Regions from separate parts of the Mus musculus genome. Here all the other regions are linked to region 3. A link is a loop called in an ENCODE intact Hi-C map of the cell type or tissue named here. Cell type or tissue: left cerebral cortex. All regions are shown on one strand.

Region 1 (8,000 bases), 1.0 Mb after region 3:
GCCTTGTTTGCTATTTTCCTGCTCATTTTACTGCATTTAACCCACTATAGAAGGGACTGAGCTATAATCAACTGTAATTTATTGGGGCTAATGGAGGGACAAAGAGATCCTAGCAGTATAGGACAGTGAACACGGGGTAAGGATGAGGACACATGCATGCATATTTTCTAGACAGCACAGGCATAAAAAAAAATCAGTCCTAATAATTTGCAACTCGACTGGAATGTTCTGTGACCTGAGGCAACAAGAGTAATAGACCAAGGAGGTGGTAAACATTTTAGTCACTGGCAGATGCAAAAAGAGCTGTGTTAAGAAACACAACAAGCAGAAAATGGAGAGTTGGTATATAGCTGGCTGCTGAAAGGGTATGGTTCTATTGGAACCACATTCATATGCCACATCATTATTTTTATTATGCAACTTTTTTCCCCTATGAATTACCCAAAGGTAGCTCTGACCTTTGACTGAACTCTGGGGAGAACTCAGATTCCATACTGCTTGCTAATTTTACTCCTACAGATGTGGAAAAGGAAGCCAGCGGATGTTAGTCTCATGAAGGGCTCAGAAGATGGTGCTTGCTGTTAAAATTCCCTGAGGTGCTTCTGGGAGACAAACATGGCCTGTTGACGGGATGTGGTGCCCTTTGCATCCTGACATCTCATTTCTGTAGAAGGGATGAATCATTATGTGAGAGCCTTTTAGTAGGTCAAAATAAAACAAGAGTTACATTAGACCCAAACTTGCTGTCACCTTTTCTACAAGATTTGCTTGAGTTATATCTGAGTGCATACACACATACACACACTGGAAAAGGGTTTAAAAAATACCTAATTTCTACAGTTAAGTAGTGAGCTATGTAAAATTGTGTGAGTCTGAGGGCATGACAAGTCTAGATACTCATGCAAATCCTTTCCCTTTCTCTACTGTCATTTTTGTTTTGTCCTCAATTGTTGCATGTAGGATCATGCTGATCCAGGACACCCACCCACTTATCCTTTGATGGTTTAACGTCTATAGCATCAGTTTCTGGATATTTGTTTGGTTGAGTGGTTATTGTAGGCAGTTAGCTTGTTTAGTGACTCACGAATGTTTCCAGATGAGGTTCAGTGGAAACACAGCGCTCTATAAAATGGTAGGAACAGTTAGTGGGAGTTGCTGTCTCTGCTTTCCTTGTTATCTGAGAGCCGGGGTTTTTACGATCTTTGCTGTGCATATTTTGCACATTTTACTTAGATTGATCTAGGTATTTGGGGTTGAGGGTGTCATTTTCAGGAAATCTTCATAGTATGTATAAGGTTTAATAAGTGAGGCAGAAACCAGGCAATTAATTCTAAAATTATCACTGTTTATTATCCCTCTTCCCTCTGAATCTAGGAAAGGCTCATACTTTCCACCTGCTCCTCCTCCATGTATTCCTATAGCTACATGACTGAAATCCAGCTGAGGGAAAGTACTAGAGGGCACATTTACCTGTTAGGTCTGCCCTCTATTGTATGGCATTCCATAGCCTTTATCCTCAGACCTGACAATTTGGGGGTAAAATGTCAGCTTGGGAAACCAGACACCGAAGATGATGGAACCACAGACAGAAGCCTATGCCTCTGAGTTGCTGCATGGAGGAAATGAGCCCTCTGACTAGAAATAACTTTTAAATGAACAACATTAACATTCTCTCTGAAGCTTCGGAGGGTTACCATATTAGCTTTTATATCCTTATTAAGTTTTCCTTAATGAAAACACTGTATCAGTGTGTGCCCGAATTCAATGCATGTTGCAATTACTTTGATTCACTGTAGTAAGTTTATATCTTGTTAAAACTAATGAAGGCCCATGAATTTGCAAAGGTTCTAAAATTCAGTAAATGTCAGTCACCAGAAGACTTCCATGTGCAAAGCATTGAATAGGAATTATGGACCTAGATGAAAATTGATGGAGTCTCAAAAGGGGAAAAACAAGCGTGCAAGATCAGGGATACTGATGGGGTATTCTTCAACAAGGGCACTGAATCAAGCATGTGCACTGTAAGTGAAATTTAGAAATCAAAAAAAGATTGCTGCATTAGAGCTTAGTTGTTTTGAGACTGGTAGAGGATGTATCTGAACTAGGAGTTTCACACGAAGGAGGAGTCAGAAGTTGAGCTCATGGAGGAGAGCTGGGTTTATTTTTCTTTTGGAGGGCTGTCCTACTTTGGGGAAATGCAGACAAAGACTAAGTCACAAAGACAATGAGAATGATAGTGTTCTTCACCTATGGTCTCACTCAGAGGGTCTTTACACAGAGATATCGTCATGTTCCTGAAATAGATCTTGGTCCTCTCGGCTTGCCTGGGTGGAAATGATCACTCAGATGAGAAAAGGCAAGGCTTTTGAGGTGGGGTTTGCTTGCTATAGCATAAGATCCAGCCACTGTCACCTGCATTTGGAAGAGACTTCAGGTATCGGAGGAGGAAGAAAGGATGTGAAGTTGGGTCCCCATGTTTGTGTGCCAAGATTCTTAGTCCCTAAGCCATCTATCTCTCTGTAACTCTTAGGGTTGTTTTGTTTTTGTTTTTGTTTTTAAATAAAAACTCCATTCAGCTTCACATTTAAAAAGCTCCTTTCTCACGTTTGATCTGTAGCTGAGAAAGAGTATGAGAAAATTCTCTCTTTCCTTTCTCAGGGTGTGGGGAGCATCCCTCTCTTCTCAGATATTTCTACTGGACGTTTTGTACTGAATTTGGCTATATTACTCCTATCTTGAAAATATTTGTTCTATCAGGCCTCAAATATTTTCTCCTGGTTTCTGTTTTTCTCGGTGGCTGTGGTATCTATGTCTCATGTATGCATGTGGTATTGGTATATCATTTTTGCTGGTGGCTGCTATTGTTTCTGGTTTCTGGGTGGTGAGACTGTATAGGTTTTTCTATTGCATTTCACTCGACAATTAAAAAATAAAGATAAATCAACTAAAAGGCTCTACAAACTAAAGAGAACTATGGGATGTTAATGTATGCAAATTTCCCCTAAGCATGTTGATTTATTTTACTTTAAAATCAGAAATGCCTCTGTCCCTAAGGTGATATACAGTATTTTAAAAATTCTTCATCAGGTTTTCTTCTCTGCTAATTTAATGGCAGACAATCTCTAGCTCATTTAGTATTCTAACATTTAAAGGACCCTCAAAGAACTTGGGAACTCCCTATTCTTAAATTTGGAAAGCAGGCAGGCAGCACAGGATGCCACTCTCCCAGCTCCCTGGTATTCCTTTCAGTGGTTGATTAACTCTTTGGTTCATCTCAGCATAGGAAAACTCAAGTGTCTGCTTAGCAGGAGTGGTAGGGGCTATTCAAATGAGGGCTGTTATAGGCCAAGATTGTATCAGTAAAGCCCATTTTAGAGCCTCACTAGAGACTCTCCATCGCTGAAGCACCATCTTGAGGCCCATTTGGTCAAAAGTGGCTATTTGAGCAGTATCAGGTCTGGGCTAAAGCTTGTTTCTGAAAGTGTTTCCCGTTGGGAGAAAGGAAAAGTGAAGTAAGGGAGCCCCCTTTTGGAGGAGGATAGTTATGAGGGAGCTAAAAGGAAGGGTGGCCAGTCAAGAAGATACAAGTGGAAGAAATTGGAGAAGCAGTCAGGAGAAAGACATGCTTCATATATGAACTCATGTTGGGAAAAATCAACACAGGATTTTCAAACAAATGGTTCATGTATGAGACCCACGAGGAAGATCTTTTCAAAAGGATGTATATACAAGAAAAGGGCTGGACTGGTTCTCCTGTTGCTAAGGTAAGGTTTATTTGTTGCTAAGATAAGCAGTTCTGAAGATGGGCATGGAGAAGGTACAATAGGCTAAGTGTGTGTCCTATGGAGGTGGGAAAGAGCATTCCAGTCAACCCCACTGTGACCTTGGGTTCACTTCCTTTGTTTTCTACAAAATATCCCAAGACCAGTAGCAAAGATAAGCTAAATAAACATAATCTTTGGATGTCTTCAGTACTAACTTTGTTGAGTGTGGTAGGTAGCTGTGACAGGCTGCCAATGGCTCCACCTCCTGGTATCAATGTCTTGGCTAATTTTCTTCCCTTCAGTGTGGGCTGGACCTAGGGAATTGCTTATGAACAGAATCCAGTAGATGCCACTTCTAGGGGACAATTTAGGACTGGGCCTTCTGACTAGTTCGAGTCCTCCCACAATAGCTTACTCTCAGAAGATTGGCTGCTCTACAGAGAGGCCATCCTGTCAATGATTAACAGCAACAACCAGAAAATAGTTAGGGAAGACCAGACTTTCCATCAACCATAGCCTGCTAAATAAAGTGCCTTAAGTCTATCCTTGTAGTGAGTTTGAAGCAACTCTGCTTCCTGCTGAGTCCTAAGAAGTGCTACAGCTCATTCTTACCTTATGCAAGAACTATAGCAGAGGACTCAGAGAAACAAGGCTCTGCTTTTGATTGACAGATGTGAGATGAGAGATTTGTACTGCTGCAATAGATAGCTGATACACAGGGCTGTTATTATAGAAAGGCACCTTCTGCTTTGTCCCACACACTCACCTGGCTCTGATTCCATCAGGGATGAGTCTTGGAAGTTCTCCAATTTTCTCTCTTCCTATTCTTGTAGCTATAGCCCATTCCAATAAATCCTTTAAGTTCTGGGAAGTTACAGGAACTAGAAGAAGAGCTCTATTATTTGTAGAAGGACTTCCAAGCTATTTGACCCCCTTATGTATCTGTGGTTCTCCCTGTTCCCATAGCTGTGCACTATGCACCATGCACTCATGTAAAGCCTCATGTAGCAGTGCATCACTCTGTCATATTCTAGTTTCAGTAATGGCTGTTCCAGGGAGCAGTAACATCCTGCCTTCACTGGGCTTCTGCTTTAGGGTGAGAAGAGAGAGATCTGTAGATTGTTATTAGATGTGACAAGCTGGGGCAGAGGCTAGCAGAGTAAGGTGTCACAGAATGCCAGAGCTGACACTGGCCTAAGGAAGGTATCTGTGAAGTCTTTCTGAGATTTATGGCATCAGAAGACAAACTTAATCTCAGTGAGCCACCCATCAGAGTATGGCTGTATGCTCCAAAAGAAAGTAAATTGTGGGAACAGAAATGTCTATTCTCATTCCTTTCATGAAGAGCAAGGAGACCAGAATGACATGAACAGAATGTATGAGCTGAACATTAGAAGATGGGCAGCTGAGCTGTGGTAGTGGCCATGTGTACAGGGCCCTGCAGGTTATGGTCATGCTGGACACAGTTTTATTATGCAGGAAACTGGAAGCTACTGGGAGATGGTCAGTCAGGAAGTAATGAATGTCCAGCTTTAACTGGATTACTGCTCCAATCTGTGAGGGTCAGCAGAAGCACAATGGTGTAGGTGGAGTGGTTTCTGCCCATTGTAAGTTCCTTTTATTTCTTTTATTTGAAGGGAAAGACATGACAATGATGAATGCTGTTGTCTTACAATTAGGTGTCTGATCAGAACTCTGTCCACTACTATGTGTATAGCCTTATCTACCATCACTGAAACATTTCCCTCATAAGATAAGACAGGGGAACGCCAGGGCCAAAAAGGGGGAGTGGGTGGGTAGGGGATTGTGGGGGTGGGTATGGGGGACTTTTGGGATAGCATTGGAAATGTAAACGAGGAAAATACCTAATTAAAAAAAAAAGACAAGGCTTGAGCAGCTATCTCATGCCTATTGTGACCATTAACTGATTGGTAATCTCAAGTACAGGGCAAGTACCTGCTGTGGCTCCTGTCACTAAACATCACAGGCATTTTAACAATGCTCCGCGCATTCCTGTGGGCATGTAAAGTGGAAATTTCTGTTTTTCTTTTTTTTTTTTTGGAAAGTCAGTTTTGTCAAATGATGTTTTGCCGAGGAACACAGGTGAAGGAATGTTTTGCTAAAGCAGACAAGTGAAAGAAAATTTTGCTGAAGCAAACAGAGGTGAAAGAAAGAACTATTTCTAAACAGGCCTACTTCACCTGTGTCCTAGTAACTTTTCTACTACCTCTGGTGTGTGGTGAGCTAGAGGAGAGGTTGAATGCTTACTAAAGTAGGTTGGAAAAAACCTTATGACTACAGGCATGGAACCTTGGTATGTGGAAACAATGAGCACAAACTAGCAGAGATACAAATAAGGCAAGGCTCATTTATTCTCCAGGCACACCAGTGATGTGTTGGTTCATAGCAAAAGCTGTCTTCCTATGAAAAGGGCATGCCTTCTGTAGTCATGCAGACTCCTCATTTATCCTGAGAGTAATTTCACAGGTTCTGAGATTTGTTCTTCCTTATCTGTAGGCACACAATCATGACCCTGCTATTTCCTGTGGTCAGAGCTAAACTGAATATGGCAAATTTCTAAGGGTGGGGCCCTTGTAGGTTTGTTTACCCATGGATTTGTCACTAGGGCTACATTGCGATTTTTGTAGGCTATAGAAAATTTGGGTTTCACAACCCAATTCTTACATGAAAATATGAAAAGTTTATTTAACTACTGTTTTTGTATAAATACAAATAAATTAACCTTACATAAGTATGTTTTGTTTTTCAAATTAAAGCTTCTTTGTTTAAATAGTTATCCGATATTAAAAGAAATCAAAGCAACTTATTGGTACCTAAAATTAGCATGAGCTGTCACCCTACTTCCATTAGCCAAGGGCACCATGAAGTTTTGAAAGTGGTCATCCAACCTCTAGGGTAGACTGCCATCCATTTTTGTGCTTCAGGGTACAAAGAGAATTCAGAAAGTTTTCACAATGTAATGTGGTTTATTACTAGGCCCCTATTTCTCACCAACATTTCCTTCTGGAATGCAGCAGAGTCAGCACACTGATTTGGATGCAGCAGTAACAGCCCCCCCACATCTTACTAGGCCTCCTACCCTAGCACAACTGCTGCCATGATGGAAGTACTACTTAGGCCTTAGAGACCAGCATATGGACAGCAACACCTGCCAAAACATAAACAAAGATCTAATCCATCAAAGTCCATCATCCTGGGAAAATCTCTAGAGGTACTATCCTTGCTTTTTAGCTTCTATAGTTCTGATTCTGGATAATTGTTCTTGCTAATTGAGGTGCGTCAACCTTGGATGTGGTTTTTTTTTTTTTTTTTTTTTTTGCCCAAAAGCCCATTGTGAGAAAGGCTTGCTTGGGTTTCAAATACTCAGTGTAGTTGCAGGCTGGCTAATAAATACATTCCATTGGTTCGAACCCATGTCCAAGTGGTCTTCTCCTGTGGATAGCTGACAACACAGGTCTTGAGGGCTGAGACTGCCTAACTAAGCTATTTTCTCTGTGTCTAATGATGAAATGGTAGACACAGAGATAAGACAACACAAATCAGCATGGCTATATCCTTGAAGTGGAAATTTGATGTCATCAAAGGAAAATAGTAATTATTTCTGTTTTACCTCTGCTTTCATAAAAAATTGCAATAAATATAAGTGATGGAAAATTTGATTTTAAAGTCCCTAAATTTATTATCTATTTGGCAAATTCCATTTCCTTTAGGTGTTTACTGAAATACTATTCTATCAGCTAGGATGATATTGACTATCACATATAAAAATGGCAATATCTTCCCACCACAAGGTACCCAAAGTCTTTCACTCCATTTTATCTCTCTTCCCCTCAATAAGTTGGACCTTTATGTTGACAAGACAATGGTGTGTTTCTTATTTAGTGCTACTTATTACTGATACCTATGTGTGATGTCAATATTTATGTCTTGATTGGTATTTGTTGATGAAAAAAAGGGAATATATTTCAGTATTAATGTGGATCCCTTGGATGTTAGCTTCTAACAATTCTAGTTGGTGATCACACTGGTGGGTTTAACTGTCAAGACTGGCTAACTTGTAAGACTCAGAAATGGGCTAATGCTATTGCCCTAATTATTCTCTAGACTATGAGATTGACTGTTATATGGCTGAAGATTGTTTTTCAGGCTAGAGTAGACACAACTACTTGCAATTTCTTCATAATTTCTGAAAAATATTTTTGATAATTGTAGATG
Region 2 (8,000 bases), 410 kb after region 3:
GGGGTCAAAGGTGTGCGCCACCACTGCCCAGTTAAGTTAGAAATTATTAACCAGAAATTATTTTGTTCCTCACACATACTTTTTTCCTTGGCTGTTAACAATTTTTTCGATTTACTATTTTTTATTTCATATTTTTTTATTTACATTTCAAATGTTATCCCCTTTCCTTGTTTCCCCTCTGAACCCTGCCCCCCCCCCATCCCATTCTCCCTCATCAGCCCACCAACTGCTATTTCCCTGTCCTGGCATTCACCTACACTGTGGCATTGAGCCTTCTCAGGAACAAGGGCCTCTCCTCCCATTGATTTCCAACAAGGCCACCCTCTGCCACATGTGCAGCTGGCGACATGGTCCCTCCATGTAAAATGGCAACCAACAAATTGGGAAAAAATCTTTACCAACCCTATATCCAATAGAGGAATAATATATACAAAGAACTCAAGAAGTTAGACTCTAGAGAACAAAATAACCCTATTAAAAATGGGGTACAGAGCTAAACAAAGAATTCTCAACTGATGAATGCCGAATGGCTGAAAAGCACCTGAAAAAATGTTCAACATCCTTAGTCATCAGGGAAATGCAAATCAAAACAACCCTGAGATTCCACCTCACACCAGTCAGAATGGCTAAGATCAAAAACTCAGGTGACAGTAGATGCTGGAGAGCATGTGGAGAAAGAGGGACACTCCTCCATTGTTGGTGGGATTGCAAGCTGGTACAACCACTCTGGAAATCAGTTTGGTGGTTCCTCAGAAAATTGGACATAATACTAACAGAGGACCCAGCTATACCATTCCTGGTCATATACCTAGAAGATGCTCCAACATGTAATAAGGACACATGCTCCACTATGTTCATAGCAGCCTTATTTATAATAGCCAGGAGCTGGGAAGAACCCAGATATCCCTCAACAGAGGAATGGATACAGAAAATGTGGTACATTTACACACCGGAATACTACTCAGCTATTGAAAACAATGACTTCATGAAATTCTTAGGCAAATGGATGGAACTGAAAAATATCATCCTGAGTGAGGTAACCCAATCACAAAAGAACACACATGGTATACACTCACTGATAAGTAGATATTAGCCCAGAAGCTCAGAATATCCAAGATACAATTCACAGACTAAATGAAGCTCAAGAAGAAGGAAAACCAAAGTATGGACTCTTTGGTTCTTCTTACAGGGGGGAACAAAATACCCATGAGAGGAGATACAGAGACAAAGTGTGGAGCAGAGACTGAAGGAAAGCCCATCCAGAGAGTGCCCCACCCAAGGATCCATCCCATACAGTCACCAAACCCAGACAGTATTGTGGATGCCAACAAGTGCTTGCTGACAGGAGCCTGATATAGCTTTCTCCTGAGAGGCTCTGCCAGTTCCTGACAAATAAAGAGGTGGATACTCACATCCATCCATTGGACTGAGAACAGGGTCCCCAATGAAGAAGCTAGAGAAAGGACTGAAGGAGCTGAAGGAGCTGAAGGAGCTTGCAGCCCCATAGGAGGAACAACAAGATGAACCAACCAGTACCCTCAGAGCTCCCAATGACTAAACTACCAACCAAAGAGTACATATGGAGGGACCCATGGCCCCAGCTGCATAGTTTTTTAAAAAAAGATTTATTTATTTACTTTATGTATATGAGTACACTGTAGCTGTCTTCAGACACACCAGAAGAGGGCATCGGATCCCAGTACAGATGGCTGTGAGCTACTGTGTGGTTGCTGGGAATTGAATTCAAGACGTATGGAAGAGCAGTCAGTGCTCTTAACCACTGAGCCATCTCTCCAGCCCAACCCGGCTTTTTTAATCTGTGGTTTTCAATTTTACTTCAGGAGGGTCCTTTTCCGATTACCTAAAGCAAGTTTCCTCTTATTCTCTGCTGTTGCCATGAAGTGTTCACATCACTTCTCAGGTGACTTGCTTGTCCACTTGACTTTCTGTTTCTCTTCATGGGCTAGGACTCTAGAAGGATAAAAGGCCAGATTGTATACACGATTGTATACACTGTTGCTAGAAAATATTTATCGGCTTAGTGTCTTAAAACACATGGATCATCATTCTTTTAAATGGGTAGAGTCACTGAGCCATCTGTATGCTAGTCCTTTGTTGAAGGCCCATTAAATTGTTTTCCAGATGTTTTACTTATCAAAACAGCACAATTGAAAATAACAAACTCCTTGTAAGTTTTTGTTGATACATGTGAGAGAGTCATCCATAGGATAACTTTCTACAACCAAAGGCTGTGGAGGAAGGGACACAGGCTCTCCATGTTTGATAAATGCAGCTATTTGCACAAAGGCTATGTGTGTGTCTTGACCGAAGTGTGAAGTGCTGCTCAGGCTTGTTCCTGTGTTCACACTTGAGTGGGATGTCCTGTGTCAGCCTACTGCTAGGGCGAAAGCTGAGGGTGGATGTGTTTTATATTTCTCTTTAGATTTATTTGTTTTTTGTTTGTTTTTACTGGACTTAAATTATCTGTTGTTCTGAATAGACTTTCCAAAGCTTTATTACATGTTTTTTTTCCTATCCATAACCCCATAAGGAGGGTCTATGCACCATATGTTAGTGCTATTGATTTAGGAGCTATTTAGAGTTTTTAATCTTTATGTATCCCATAATAAAACTAGATGTGTCACATGTGTTTAGTTTATTTTCAAAAACAATAATATGTGTTTTGTAATGTCTAATACGTAATAGATCCTCAATGAATTTTTTGGCTCAGTGAATGACAAATGAAAAATTAATTTTTAAGGCAATTTGATTTTATCTGAAAAATCTTTGTCATAGAAATTCATTTTCATGGTAGGAAAACTTATACCTTCGTCAAAAGTTAACATTGTGTTGTGGGAGATCAGGAATTTTGAGAAGTTTTGCTGTAGATAAATACAAATTCTCTTTACATATAAAGCATAACGTGTGTGTGTCATGTGGATACATAAATATGTCACAACCAGAAGTAGATTTTGAGCACTGTTGGCTTCCCTGGGCCCCAGACTTTGTAGGTTGTAGTTGAATTTCTTTGAGACGTCTTTGGCAAACACACCCTTCCACATTGAATGAAATGTTAAAAGTTTCCTTCTAGCTGATTATAACCGGGTCCTCACCAGTCCTCACTCTTCCTGTATGTTGTTCAAGAGGCACTAATTGTTCGATTTGGCAGGTTTAACACTTCCTGACAGAGGCTATTAAAGGCAAGTATTCTCCAATAACTGTCACCGGCTGGAACAAAGAGCCTTCCAACTCAATGTGTGGAAGCCATGACATTCTTAAATGACCCGTTTCATAGATTTTTTTTAAAATTTTATCTTTTTAAACTAAAATTTGGAGATGCAGGGTTGGTGCAAGCATCAAGGTATAGAAAGCGAGTAAAGCTTGATTTTGGGGCAGGGAGCAAGACAGAGCTTTATCTCTGACTTGAAAACAATTGTTATTTGGAAAATCTCATTAGCAGATGTGACTGCTTGGAGTAAAAAAAGACTTAAAACTGGTGTCGCTTTCAGGATTGCTTTGAACTTAACAAGCACCTATTTGTGGAGCAGACTGGCTAATGAAAGGAAATTAAATTTTTCTGACAACTTCCCGTTCCAGCCTCCTTATTCAGGGATGCTGTTGGGTACTGAAGACTTTTAAGGAAGAATTTCTTTTCTTTTTCTAAAAACTGGACATAAATGAAGCAGTTATTTTCCCCTAGTCCCAGTTTGGGGATTGGGGAGTCTACTGTGATTGCTCTTCATTTTAAATGTAGTAATTTAAGAGCTTTAAAAATGCCAGGCTTCCCTTGAATGCCTTGAAATTGTGGAAAAATTCCTGCATATTTATCAACTGGTGGTTCTAGAACATTGCTGGTGGTGCATATAGTGCCACTGGATTAGAAAAATTAATTGAATTGAGAAAGTGGCTTCAGAGTTCTTGTCATTATGTCGAAAATTTGTGCATAGAGTTTGCACAGTGTATATCAGGTGAATGGCTTTGGCTGGGGCAGTTTGTTGAAGCGGTTTTAAGTGTTACTGCTGACAAATGGCGGGGACGGATGCACTTGTGAGTCGGTAACGCAGGCCTGTCTTGGACCTCAGGGAGGAGTCCTTACCTTGTTCTTCGGAGTTTCACTGAACTTTAATTTATGTGCCTAGTACAACTGTAAAGATAAAATATGTACCTGAAGAATTGGTTAAGAAAATATAATGGAAATCACAAGGTTTCTTCTTTTTTTTCTTTTTCTTTCCTCCCTTCCTTTCTTTCTTCTTTTTTTTCCTTTTTTTTTTAAACAATTGCTAATTCTTACAGATACTGGAAATTTACTTATTTCTAGAAAATTGATAGAGCTCCTCCCAAACAATAGACAATCAACTCCCCCTGCTGACAGAATCTAGGAAAACACAGTGTGTAAATAGACAAGGGGGCTGCAGACAAGCTTTAATGATCTGATTTACAATTCAGTATTGATTGTAAACATCTAAAATCTGCCATTAAATCCCAGCAACTGCACCGAATCATTGGCAATTCTGGTCATGTTTCCTGCCAGCTCATTTCAAACTGCTTTGAGTTTCTTAATATAATAACGACGAAGGAGAATTTACATTCCACTTATGGTATTAATTTTACATTTCTCTGAATGAAAAGGGTTAGAAGGTTGTAAAATTGAACATTAAATGAATCAGAGGAGACAGTAGTGCAATATATGACTGCCCTAAAGACATTGTGCAATGTCTCATGGGATTAATGTTGAGTCTCATTTCCTGCCTTTACAGGATGCAGATGAAGCTGTCAGAATTGCAAGGGAAATTGGTAAGTCCTTAAATTAACTTTGGTAGTGTTTCTGTGTCTTTCAGCAGATACGGTTGAGCAAACGTGTAATAAGTAATTCCCATAGAGCAAATAATATTTTAATAGTTTTTGGTTTCTATTACTTGTGGCTCTAGAATTTATCAGTTGAATTACCATATTCTCTTATTAAAGTAGGACTTGTAGTCACTTGATCTTAGTTTGGTTCTTTTATAAGATGAACTCACTAGCTAATTAAAACGAATAATTGTCTGAAGAGTCTTGAGGATTGGACACAGTTTGTATTTAGTTGTGTGTGAGCACTCGGCTGTGGTCTGTTGTAATGTGAAGGACACAGCACACAGGATTCAAATGAAGGTGCCCTTGACAAGCTTGTTCAAGTTCTTACCTTTTTCTAAAATGGAAAATATCAACTTAATAGCTTTGCTAGGAAAGAAAGATGCAGTAGAAAGTGGGAGGTGAGAGCTGGATAGGCTAAGCAAGTGAATATATATATATATATGAAGTTTCAAGTATATTCCTCTTGCTCATGAACACAGTTGTCTTCTGTAGTGTCTAAATGGAGAAAATAGGAAAAGAGAACAAAGCTTTGAAACCTATAATTTTGAGTCAGATCAATACATGTGTATACCTATGGAAAGCTGTGGCTAGGCAAGGGCCTCAGACAACACTTTCTGTCAGGCTTACAGCAACATCTTAAAACAATCTGTGCTGCTAGCTACATTGTTTCAGGAAGCCATATACTAATATTTTAGTAGTCCTGTTTTCTCAGTGTGGTTTGTTACTCAGAATTTTTGTCTATGATAGGAGAGCATTTGATTTGGCAAAGTTTGTATATTCCAAAGTGATCATGGACATTAAGATATTCTTGTAAATGAGACAAGCTAGCATAGAGTTCTTTGGTCTGGTGTTCTTGAGCTATCAGCTTCCTCAGCATGCTCTTCTGTGATTGGCTTGTTGTGTACTGCTTCTGTTGGGTATGGCTAAATTATTTTGGTTTTGGTCATTTAAGTCATATTAAGTGTTCTTTGTTGTTTGTTTTGAAAAACTGCCTTGGATATAAGGCCAGTACATATAAGATACTATTTTATCTGTCGAGAACATCTGTATTAATTACTTCCTCAGCGTTGCCAGCATCTTTAGAAGCTTTTCCCTATTGTACTAATTTCACAGTAAGACTTGGTAGGTTATATAATGCTGCTGTCTGTGGGTTAAATCATTGGTCCTTTTATTCCCCATGAAGCACTCAGCAGCTTCTAAGACTGTCCTAAAGTGGTTTAATTTTATTAATACACTTTTAAACTCAAATTGGGCTCTTTTTAGTCATAGCTTAGATATTACCACCTATCCAAGTCATCTATGAGAATATTTTGTAATAAATGATTGTCATATTTGGAGGAATTTTGGAAAGCAGGAGGGCTAGAGTCTACACTAGGATCATGTGCCTGTGACATGCTGTGAATTACACATCTTACACTCAAGAACACTTTCTTTGGTGACACAGTATTCAAGTCTGTGTGTGTGCACATGCGCGTGAGCCCTTTGGTGATGGATCAGGTTTTTCCTACTCTTATTGAGATATCTCACACTTATATTATGGTTTGGATGGCCATTGTAAGTTTACTTAAGGGTTAAAGTAGACCTTGAGTCCATGGGAAAATATATTCCCAAGTGTGAGCAACAGAATTATAAACATATATTTGAACCTATTTTATTTTTTGTTTGTTTTCTTTTGTAGTGTCATTTTCTGGATTTTCTTGTGTGATTTATGTTTCTGTTTCTGTTTTCTTTTTCCTCTTCTGTGTTGCTGGGGAATCAGGATCTAGAGCTTATTTTGCAAGGCCTACACACAGCCACAGAGCTGTGCTCCTCCACTCTGTGCACAGGTTGTTGCCTTTTCCCTCTTTTTTGTGCTATGTGGTAGAAACAAAATCTTTCTGTGCTCTCCCACTTTCAGGTCTGTGTTTCTTTTCTGGAAGCATTTATCTATACTGCCAGAGGTGGAAAGTAATTGTTGGCCACTGTTGTGTTTTTTACGTAACTGTAGCTTTTAGTTTGGAACATTTGTTTCCATGTACCATCTACTTCAGAAATGCCATTTTTTTTTATTATTGAAAAAATTTACTATAATTACAATTCAGATTTCATACATGGGTGTGTCCTTGATGATTCCCATCCCTTTCCTTCTATTTCTTCTAATTCTTCCCTTTCGCTCTCATTGTGAAATACATGCTTACAGTTGTGGCTATTAAATAGAAGCTTGCTAGTGTCCTGAGCAGACTGGAAGGAAGAGAAGTCATAAAATTTGAAGTGAAATGAAACACGGTAAAGAAGTTTTACAAGGCTTTAGGGATTTCCCTGAGAACCCTCCAGATCACACAGACACCTCCTGTGAATACCTTTTCTTACTGTGCTGTCATCCAGACACATTACAAAGTCACTTTTCTGTAATCTCTATTCAGTTTTCTCTGCCAAAGTAGTAGTGTTCTGTATTGGTTTATTGTACTTTATAATATATTTTGGTTATACCCTCATATATACAATATTGATTAGTTCTTACTTAAACAAAACATAATGATGATATTATAATTAATATTCACCATTAACAAATAAAGATTATATTTAATATCAAAATAGTATTAAATATACTCGTTGCACATATTTGTAACTGTGAATAAAAATAATTTTATTAAAATATAAATATATCAATACATAATAATTTATTTTTGTACATTTAAGGCAAACCGAGGAAAGACAAAATATATGCTTTCTTCACTCTTGTTTTAGTTTCAGTTTTCTATTTGGAGAACCTCATTCTTTTTTAAGGGCACAGTTGTTGCAGAAATGTAGCTAATGCATCATTGGACTGTGGCATTATTGGTTTGTGTACACTGAACCATCCTCACATTCTTGCACTGAATCCAACCTGGTCCTGGTGGAGAGTCTCTTTTTTTTTTTTTTTTTTTTAACCGTCTTTTTGTTGTTGTTGTTTTTTGTTTTTTGAGACAGGGTTTCTCTGTATAGCCCTGGCTGTCCTAGAATTCACTTTGTAGACCAGGCTGTCCTCCAACTCAGAAATTCGCCTGCCTCTGTCTCCCGATTGCTGGGATTAAAGGCGTGCACCACCACGCCCGGCTTATTAACCATCATTTTAATTTCCTTGACTATTACAAATCCTTTAAAGTTATTTCTATAGGTCATTATAGCAT
Region 3 (8,000 bases):
TTGGGAGGCAGAGGCAGGTGAATTTCTGAGTTCGAGGCCAGCCTGTTCTACAAAGTGAGTTCTAGGACAGCCAGGGCTATGCAGAGAAACCCTGTCTCAAAAAACCAAAAAGAAAAAAAATATTTATTTTATGCATATGAGTATGCTGTATGGGTCTTCAGACACACCGGAAGAGGACATCAGATCCCATTACAGATGGTTGTGAACCACCATGTGATTGCTGGGAATTGAACTCAGGTCCTCTGGAAGAGTACTCAGTGCTCTTAACCGTTGAGCCATCTTACCGTGAACACATAATCTTAAAGATTTACTTATTTTTTAAATTTTATGTGTATGAATTTTTTTACACAGATAGCTGCTTGGACTTGAACTCTGGTCCCTGAAAGTATAAGCGTCACTCATATCTGCTGCGTCTTCTCCCCAGCCTTGTTTTTTTACTTTTGAGACAGGCTCCCAATTGCTCTCTGTAGCTCAGGTTGGCCTTGAACTCATGACCCTCTGCCTCTTGGGTTGTGAGGTTACAGGCATATATCAGAGTACCAGTACCAACTCTGGCTAGTTTTAGTGTGTGTGTGTGTGTGTGTGTATTTGTGCGCGAGTGCGTTTTAATCAACCTTCTCTACCTTGGGAATCTCACCATGACAAGGTACAGCTCTGTTACAGGACAATTTACAGCTTTGCCTTTTCTGAAGACAGGTTCAAGCACAATGCACTAAGCATATAAGCTAGAAGTACCCAATTTATACATACTGATAAACTAGGATATGTGTCTGAGGGCTGTGGTCAAAAGACTCCCAAATATGACCTAAAAAATGATTTATTAGCCGGGCAGTGGTGGCACACACCTTTAATCCCAGCACTTGGGAGGCAGAGGCAGGCGGATTTCTGAGTTCGAGGATAGCCTAGTCTACAAAGTGAGTTCCAGGACAGCCAGGGTTATGCAGAGAAACCCTGTCTCGAAAAACAAAACAACAACAACAACAAAAATGACTTATTACCATCACTAAGACATGGATGGAGGGCTGGAGAGATGGCTCAGTGGTTAAGAGCACTGACTGCTCTTCCAGAGGTCCTGAGTTCAATTCCCAGCAACCACATGGTGGCTCACAACCATCTGTAATGGGATCTGATGCCCTCTTCTGGTGTGTCTGAGTACAGTTACAGTGTACTCACATACATAAAATAGAGGTATGGTCCAGTCTGGGGTCTGTCCCCTTTGCTCACAGTATAGCTCTCACATAAGTTGGGTGTTTGGGCTTCCCCATCAAGAGCCTACTCAATCCTTCTGAGCCACAGAGCTCTTCTATTCACAGCTCTTCTATTCACATTGACCCTCATCTCAGCCAGGCATTGTCTGGCTGCATCCAGATGCAGGCAACACTACGAGATGCCTTACTCAGCAGAGTACCTCTGGGGCTTCCCTGACTCTACTCTTGGGAACAGATAGTGTCCTCAAAGTGTTTTTACTCTCCAGACCTAAGAAGTAGCTAAGGGAAGCTAGGCTGTGCTGGTGTGTTGTACCCAAATGGGTCTGAGCTAGAAACTATGATAAGAAGGGATCCTGGGACTTGGAGCCTTCACCATCCCACCACCCCAGAGCCTGTCCAGCCCAACCTTTTGGCCTTCGAAGTGTCTCTTCTACTAGGGTCTGGCTTTTCATAGTGGTGTAATTGTTCATTTTGAAAAGCTCTAAAGTCATCGTTCAAAGGTATGTTATTGATTGGTATGTGGGGGGGGGGGGCATCAAGTGGACCTGAATGGGCAGAGCAAACAACTCCCTCTCTACCAGAAGGGATGACATGCCACCATTTTAAAATTAAGTAGCATTTTAGGGCCCAGTGTGGCGGTACACACCTATAATCTCAACACTTTGGAGGCTAAGGTAGAAGATACGTTGCATGTAGCCTGGGTCACATAGCTGGACCCCTCCCCCCAAAGGATAACATTGATGAGCAGCTACTCCTGGCCCCAGGTCCTCCTCCCTTTAGAAATGAGCCTCACCTGAGCTCTGCCACATGCCCCATTCCTTGAAAGCAGAGAAGTGGGGGTATTTAGAGCTGAGGCTCACTGACCCACCGGGCACCCTAGGCCTTGAATGACTCTTGGCATCTTCCTTTCTGTCAGCCAATGAATCTGTGCTGAGCCCTGGTCCTTCCGGGCTCCCTGGGAGACAGCATTTAGTGATGACCTGGCTCCTTTCTCACTGAGGCCAGCTTAGGGAATGGACGTGTGAATGAGGATTTGTGTGGCCATAGAACCGGATTCAGGCCCGAGTCTTCTCCAGAAACAAAGGCAAGTCTGTTACAACAACTGCCCTCCTTCTCACAGGGTCTGTGATCCCATGGGTGTGGCCCGGAGCAACAGTGTTGCATTTTGTCCCTGTTCTGACTATGCTGGTCCAGGTGTCTTTACCTGGAACTCATAAAATGGAGACAGAACAGTGGCCTCTAGTGGCTGATGGGGCCCTCTGGGACCACCTGCTACCAGTGAGTGACCCACGCTACCGTCTTGCCAGCAAAACGCACGCAGGCCACTCGGATCCTTCTGCAGTAAAGCTTTAATACATCTCGAGAGATAGATGATCAACTTCAGGAGAGGAGACCCAGAGAGCAGAAAGCCCTTCCCTTTTATAGGCTGTGTAAAACGGTTGGAGACGTGCACCACCCGAATTGGCTGCCCACTATCAGTCAGTTAACGCCACGAGAGAGGCAGGGCTCAGGCAATGACGCCTGCACACATTTTACTATGAGCAATGGATGTCAGCGCCATCTTGTAACGGTGACTGTGAGGGCGGCTCCTCACAAGTGAGGACAGCCCACTGATGCTTAGGCCACTGAAGGGCCACACCCAAAGCTGGGTGAGAGTGTCCTATCATCCCAGGACAAGGCATGCTGGTAGGCTGGTCTGCTGTGGAGCTTACATTGCAGTCCAGGCAGCTGGAGCAGGAGAAGCTGCTAGCTTGTCTAGCTGCAAGGAGGGCTTCATATCCCTAGAGTGTACAATAACACACACACACACACACACACACACACACACACACACAAAGAGGACTCAGAGAGGTCTAGGTATGAGTGCCCAGACAGGGAGCTTTTCCTCATCAAAGTTGATCAGCTGACGTCTGAAGGGCAGGTGTGAATGGCGGGAGACTCCGTTTTCATGGAGTCTGTCCTTCAGAATGGTCAAAGTAATTCCTTAGTAGAAGTGGCCTCTTTACCCTTCTCTGTGGGGCTTGTGAGCAGCTTCAGTGTTGACAATCTGATACTGTGTTGCTTTTTCTAGTCAGAAGCCATCTTGGGCCCCTCCCACTTCCTGCTTTGTTTTCTGAAGCTGTTTAGGTTTTTGTTTTTGTTTTTCCTTTTCCTTTAGGTTCATTTTGTAACCAGGGCAACAAATGCTGCCATGAGTGGACAGGAGGGTTGGGAATGCTGGAACCAAATCATCTTGGGGAGATGGGTTAGGAGGCTTATGTTTCTGTACGGTAAGTGCGGTGACTAGACTGTAGTTCTGGAGTGGTCACTAGATGGCACTCACACACTGGTGTTAAACCAGTCCAGGACTCCCCACTTTGGCGCCTGTATATTCTCCAGAGAGGCTGACTGGCCAAAGCTTTGTATCCCTCCACTCTTGATGGTCTACAGAGATCTAAACAGACGGATACGTGCCTCTGTCTAACTCATTTCACCTGATACTGAGCGATCTTAAGAACCTGGCAAAAATACCTTCAAAGGTCTTAAAACCCTGTCAGCTGCTTAACCCCGGCTTGCTCTTCTCCTGAGCAAATGCAGTGAACCCATCTTTGCAGTAGAGAAACTTATCTGTTTCTCTCCTAGTCGTTTCACAGATATTCTCAGTGGGAAGAATAGGAAGTGAGGGTGAGGGAGGCATTAAAAAGATTAGCACGTCAGAAGGAGATCTATCTAAAACAGAACTACAGCTTGGTAAAATACAACGGAACCTGCTAGATAGAGATTAATATTATTTTATCAGGTCTATTGTTAGACAGTTTCAAACAAGCGAAGCATCATTTGCATGTTCTTGTGTATTGCTGGAGTAGGAGGCAGGAAACCGTATGTTCTTCTTTCTACAAGTTGTATGTGCATCACAGAAAAACCCAATCTTAACTTCGTAAATCTGTTCTGATGGAACAGGAAGGGAATAATGAATTTCTAAGGTCACCTCGGCTCCTGCCTGGTTCAATCCTCTCTGAGCTGAGTGGACATCTTGGGGAGGGGCCCTCGTGGCTCTCTCAGGCATGGGCACGCTTCTTCATCTATGCTCTTCTTAGCTGAGATAACAGTGCTCTGAGCCCCACTGGTAAGGTTAACCTGGGTGCCGCAGGACAGCAGATGGGAATTCTGGTTTGCAGCCACTGCGGAAAAATAAAAACATGTTCCAGAGGGGAAGGGAGCTTGTATTTCTGCGTTTGAACCTTTGATCCACATTCGCTTCTGAAGGGAGGGCTAAACCTTTTGGTGGAGACACATGGCTTGACATCTGTGAAAACACAGCTGTATGGAGCAAAGAAAAGTTGGGGAAAACACAATGGTTTTGCTGTGTCAGGGCCGTTAGTGCTCGAATTCTAGACAAATATTGTCTTTTGATAGTTCTCGCAGAAGGCCTTCTAGATTTTCCCAGGTAATTGCTTAGTAATGTTATTCTTTGAATTTCAGATTTTGAGCCACCTTTTAAGAAGTGAGACATAGGTTTTTCTCTTCTCTCCTCTCTATAAAGACAGTAAAATAAATGAATTGTTGTGATGACCTAGCTGGCAGCCGGGAGGTGGGAAGAAATCAAACCCTTTGAAACAGATGACGGTAGACATCACGATTTGCTTTCGTTTATTTTTTTTTTAATGGAAATATTGGACATAGAGCTTTGTTCCCGACGTTACAGCAAAGATGGGGCCTTCGAAGAGCTTGGCCCTTGGAAACTTGCTTTGTTTTGAGCAATTAAGGTTTGTCACTGAGCGGATGGAGAAGCCCTGCTTCCATTCATCTGTAAATAGCAGTCTTAGCACGTCTCTCCATCCCTCTCCCCAGCCCCTCGGCCAAGAGAGGTATTTAGCGAGGTCTTCCTTCGTCCCCACTTTTCCCTCTGCCTTCCTCTTGACCTTTCCCCTTTTCCTACTATCGAGTCTGTGACCTGTTAGCTCTTCCTTGTCCCTTGGTAATGGGATATCTCTGGACCCTCCCATTCCTCCTGTACCAGTGTGGCCACCAAGACATCCTGGGATGAGGGTTTGAAGTGGAAGCAGAAGCCTGGACAGCGGCTGCCCCATCCCCCAACCCAGTCTCACTTTCCAGTACCCACCACTTCAGCAGCAGCCATGTGTCCCCGAAATGAGATTACCGTGGGGTTTCTTTAAGAGAAAGATACAAATATTCACCTTTGGGGGCCATCCTGCTGCCAGAAGGAGTGTGAACTAAAGTCCTCCCAGACACCCCAAAACTTTCCCCTTTGAAGTCATCCTGCCTTCCCCTTGCAGGAGAGGAAAGAAGAGCCGAGTAGATGTCAGGACCTCTGAAATGCTGACTTAGCCTTTTCCCTAGGCCTCCTGTGGGCTCATCCTCGGGCCTTTCAACTGTTCCTTTTGAAACTGCAGAGTTAGGTGGCCAGGCCTTTCCACACTGTCCCAGCCACCAGCATCTGCTCCGGGCAGCAAAGGGAAGAGGCTGAGGGTAGGTAGGAGGAAAACATGGGTGACAGTTAGCCTTGGAACAGTTTCAGGGCTTATCCACCTTGTTAACAAAAAAAAAAAAAAAAAAAAAAAACTTCCCAAAATCAAATAACACCCCCCCACCTCACCCCACCCCCCCACCTCACCCCATACCCCCCCATCAAAGCCAAGCCCCTCTTGCTGGCTGCATTTTGTCCCTGGGACTGTGGGTGTCACCCCAGCTTCTTTTTTTGGAATTTGAGCTTGCGATGCAAAGGACTTGGTGAAGCCTATTAATTTTTCAGGCAAAACAGATCAAGGGAAGTCTTTGATGCGGCCTTCCCTCATTTGGTATTCAAAGGTAAAGAGCCTACCCTCTTCTCTTTGCTTTTGACATAATTAAAAGAGATTGCCCCCCACCTCAGTGACCACAAAAAAAAAAAGTCACCAGTATTTTTTGAAGTAAAAGTTCTAACTTTTTATATCAAGGCTGTTGTTTGGGGGCCCTAAATACAACCGGTATTTATGTTGTTGCATGCTGTCTGTCTACCTTGCATTTTAAGTTTGGCAGATGGGGTTACATTGGATCTTTTCCTCGATACACACACACACACACACACACACGCGCGCGCGCGCACACACACCCAGAAATTTGAAGTAACCTTGGACACCTAACTGATTTTTATACTGGAGTGTCCTAAAGTTCCATGAAGTGGACTCTCAGGTTCTCCCATCTGCTGTGTTTAACCTCAAATTGTGACCCAAGAAGGCCCAGCAAGGCCCTTTGTCTTATCTGAGCATTTCCATGCTGGCTGGTGAGGCCTTAGGTTTTTCACTACATATGCAAAGAGCCTGGCTTGGATTTTTTTTTTTTAACACCCTCTGTTTTTGCTTGTTGCTGGTGTCCCTGTTTCCCATTGTATTGGTTGTTGACGCCCAGGGCCACTGTTCATTCTTCTTGATTGGCCTTGCCCCAAACATCTCAGGATGGATTAAAAATTCATGCACCAGGCTGAATCAGTTGTGTGTTACGATAGTTTTATTTCTCTATCTAGAGGTAGGTAATATTTTAAAGGTACTGTGCCCATGAAGTCACCGGAAGCCAATTAAAACTGCCAGCAATCCTCTCCAAAACCTGTTTGGTGGTATAAATAATTGACACTGGGAAATACAGCTGTCGGGGCAGCAGCGGCGCCTCTCTCCCCTGTGAGCCCCGGGAACCAGTTCTGGCCACCCTGTCACCTGGGTTTAAAAACTTGATAATAAGGCCATGTACAAACACATTGTTAAAAGAATCTCTCTCTCCGGCCTGCGGGGAGGGAGGAGAGACTGACGTTATTTACAGGTGTTTGAGAGAAAGAAACGAATCCCGGCGAGGCAGGTAGCCGCGGAATAAAATCGAAGCGCTCCACCGAAACGTCCAGCTTTTAAAAGGATGTGATTAAAAGGGGACAATTTTATGAAGTTGTTATAGCAACTGAAATACTCCGATTGAAATGTGTGTATCTAAACCATGAAAGACCGTAGGAGGCCCGAGAAACAAGGCCAGCATTGTGTTTGGGAAAGGCAGTGGAATAGTGGTAGCTAAATATTCTTTTCCCCCTGGGGTCCTCCTTCCGGGCAGCTGCCTCAGTTTCCACTTCTGAAAATACATGGTGGTGATGCTTCACAAAGTCACCTGAATCCCCAGGCCTTGTACCGGAGTCTGCTCGCTCATTGGTCCTCTGACCTGTGGGGAATACAATCGCCGAATTGTGTGTGATCTGGGACTGCTTTTGGAGTGGCCTCTGAATTCACCCTTGCGTTTACACTCCTGTGTTCTCTCATTAACGTCTTTGTGAACAATCTCTCTCCGCTTTTCATTCAGTCTCCACCAGGCATAACCCACCGCTGGCCACCTACCAACAGCTGCACTCAACAGTCCAAATATGTAAATATTCCTAAAAAAATTTTTCTTTCTAATCCCCCTCTTTCTAGAAGCTACATAACTCCTCTATGTGACTTTATTTGGAATTTCTCATTTAAAAAAAAATGATGTTTTTAATTTTCCTCACCAGTGCTGGCAAGAGTATTAAACAATTGTTGCTTTAAATCACTGGCGCGACTATATAAAATTAACACATACGTATAACTGTATATTATGTTGTGTTAAAGCGGGTTGGAAAATCAATACCTTAAGGGCAACTGGGAAAGCGCCTCTGCAGACTTTGGACTTCAGATACTTACAATGTTACAAATTTCTTGCAATGCATTATGGGTTTTTGAGGTAGTTTTTTGTTTTTTGGTTTTTTTTTTTTGTTTTTTTTGTTTTTTTTTTTTTTACATTAAATGATGTGATAGCTTA

Evidence for each region. A loop is a pair of places that touch in the nucleus more often than their neighbours do. Peaks named below come from ENCODE experiments on the same cell type or tissue, not always from the same donor. Only the 100,000 strongest peaks of a DNase experiment are listed, where the experiment ranks them.
Region 1: a loop joins it to region 3, with 4 times the contacts of the local background. A loop is called at or near these places in 5 of 42 quality-filtered maps.
Region 2: a loop joins it to region 3, with 3 times the contacts of the local background. A loop is called at or near these places in 12 of 42 quality-filtered maps.

The regions. Positions count from the first base shown.
Region 1 is chr14:123,236,733-123,244,732 of GRCm38, forward strand. All of the region lies in intron 1 of Gm33906 (a long non-coding RNA gene), which reads left to right. Among named protein-coding and RNA genes, the nearest start is that of AA536875, 72 kb to the left of the region's middle. In left cerebral cortex, a CTCF peak has its summit at 3,527; a DNase peak (open chromatin) is centred at 3,519.
Region 2 is chr14:122,633,624-122,641,623 of GRCm38, forward strand. It overlaps Pcca (propionyl-Coenzyme A carboxylase, alpha polypeptide), which reads left to right. Exons shown (of 24, transcript NM_144844.2): 8 at 4,758-4,794. It overlaps Gm46487, which reads left to right. Exons shown (of 2, transcript XM_017316344.1): 2 at 1-415. Among named protein-coding and RNA genes, the nearest start is that of Gm46487, 7.1 kb to the left of the region's middle. In left cerebral cortex, CTCF peaks have their summits at 1,668 (motif pointing right) and 4,369 (motif pointing left); no DNase peak of the experiment used is centred here.
Region 3 is chr14:122,220,386-122,228,385 of GRCm38, forward strand. The region is part of intron 1 of Clybl (citrate lyase beta like); the gene reads left to right. Among named protein-coding and RNA genes, the nearest start is that of 1700108J01Rik, 9.3 kb to the right of the region's middle. In left cerebral cortex, CTCF peaks have their summits at 2,450 (motif pointing left) and 3,521 (motif pointing right); DNase peaks (open chromatin) are centred at 3,524, 4,326 and 7,236; H3K4me3 peaks cover 291 bases; H3K27ac peaks cover 207 bases.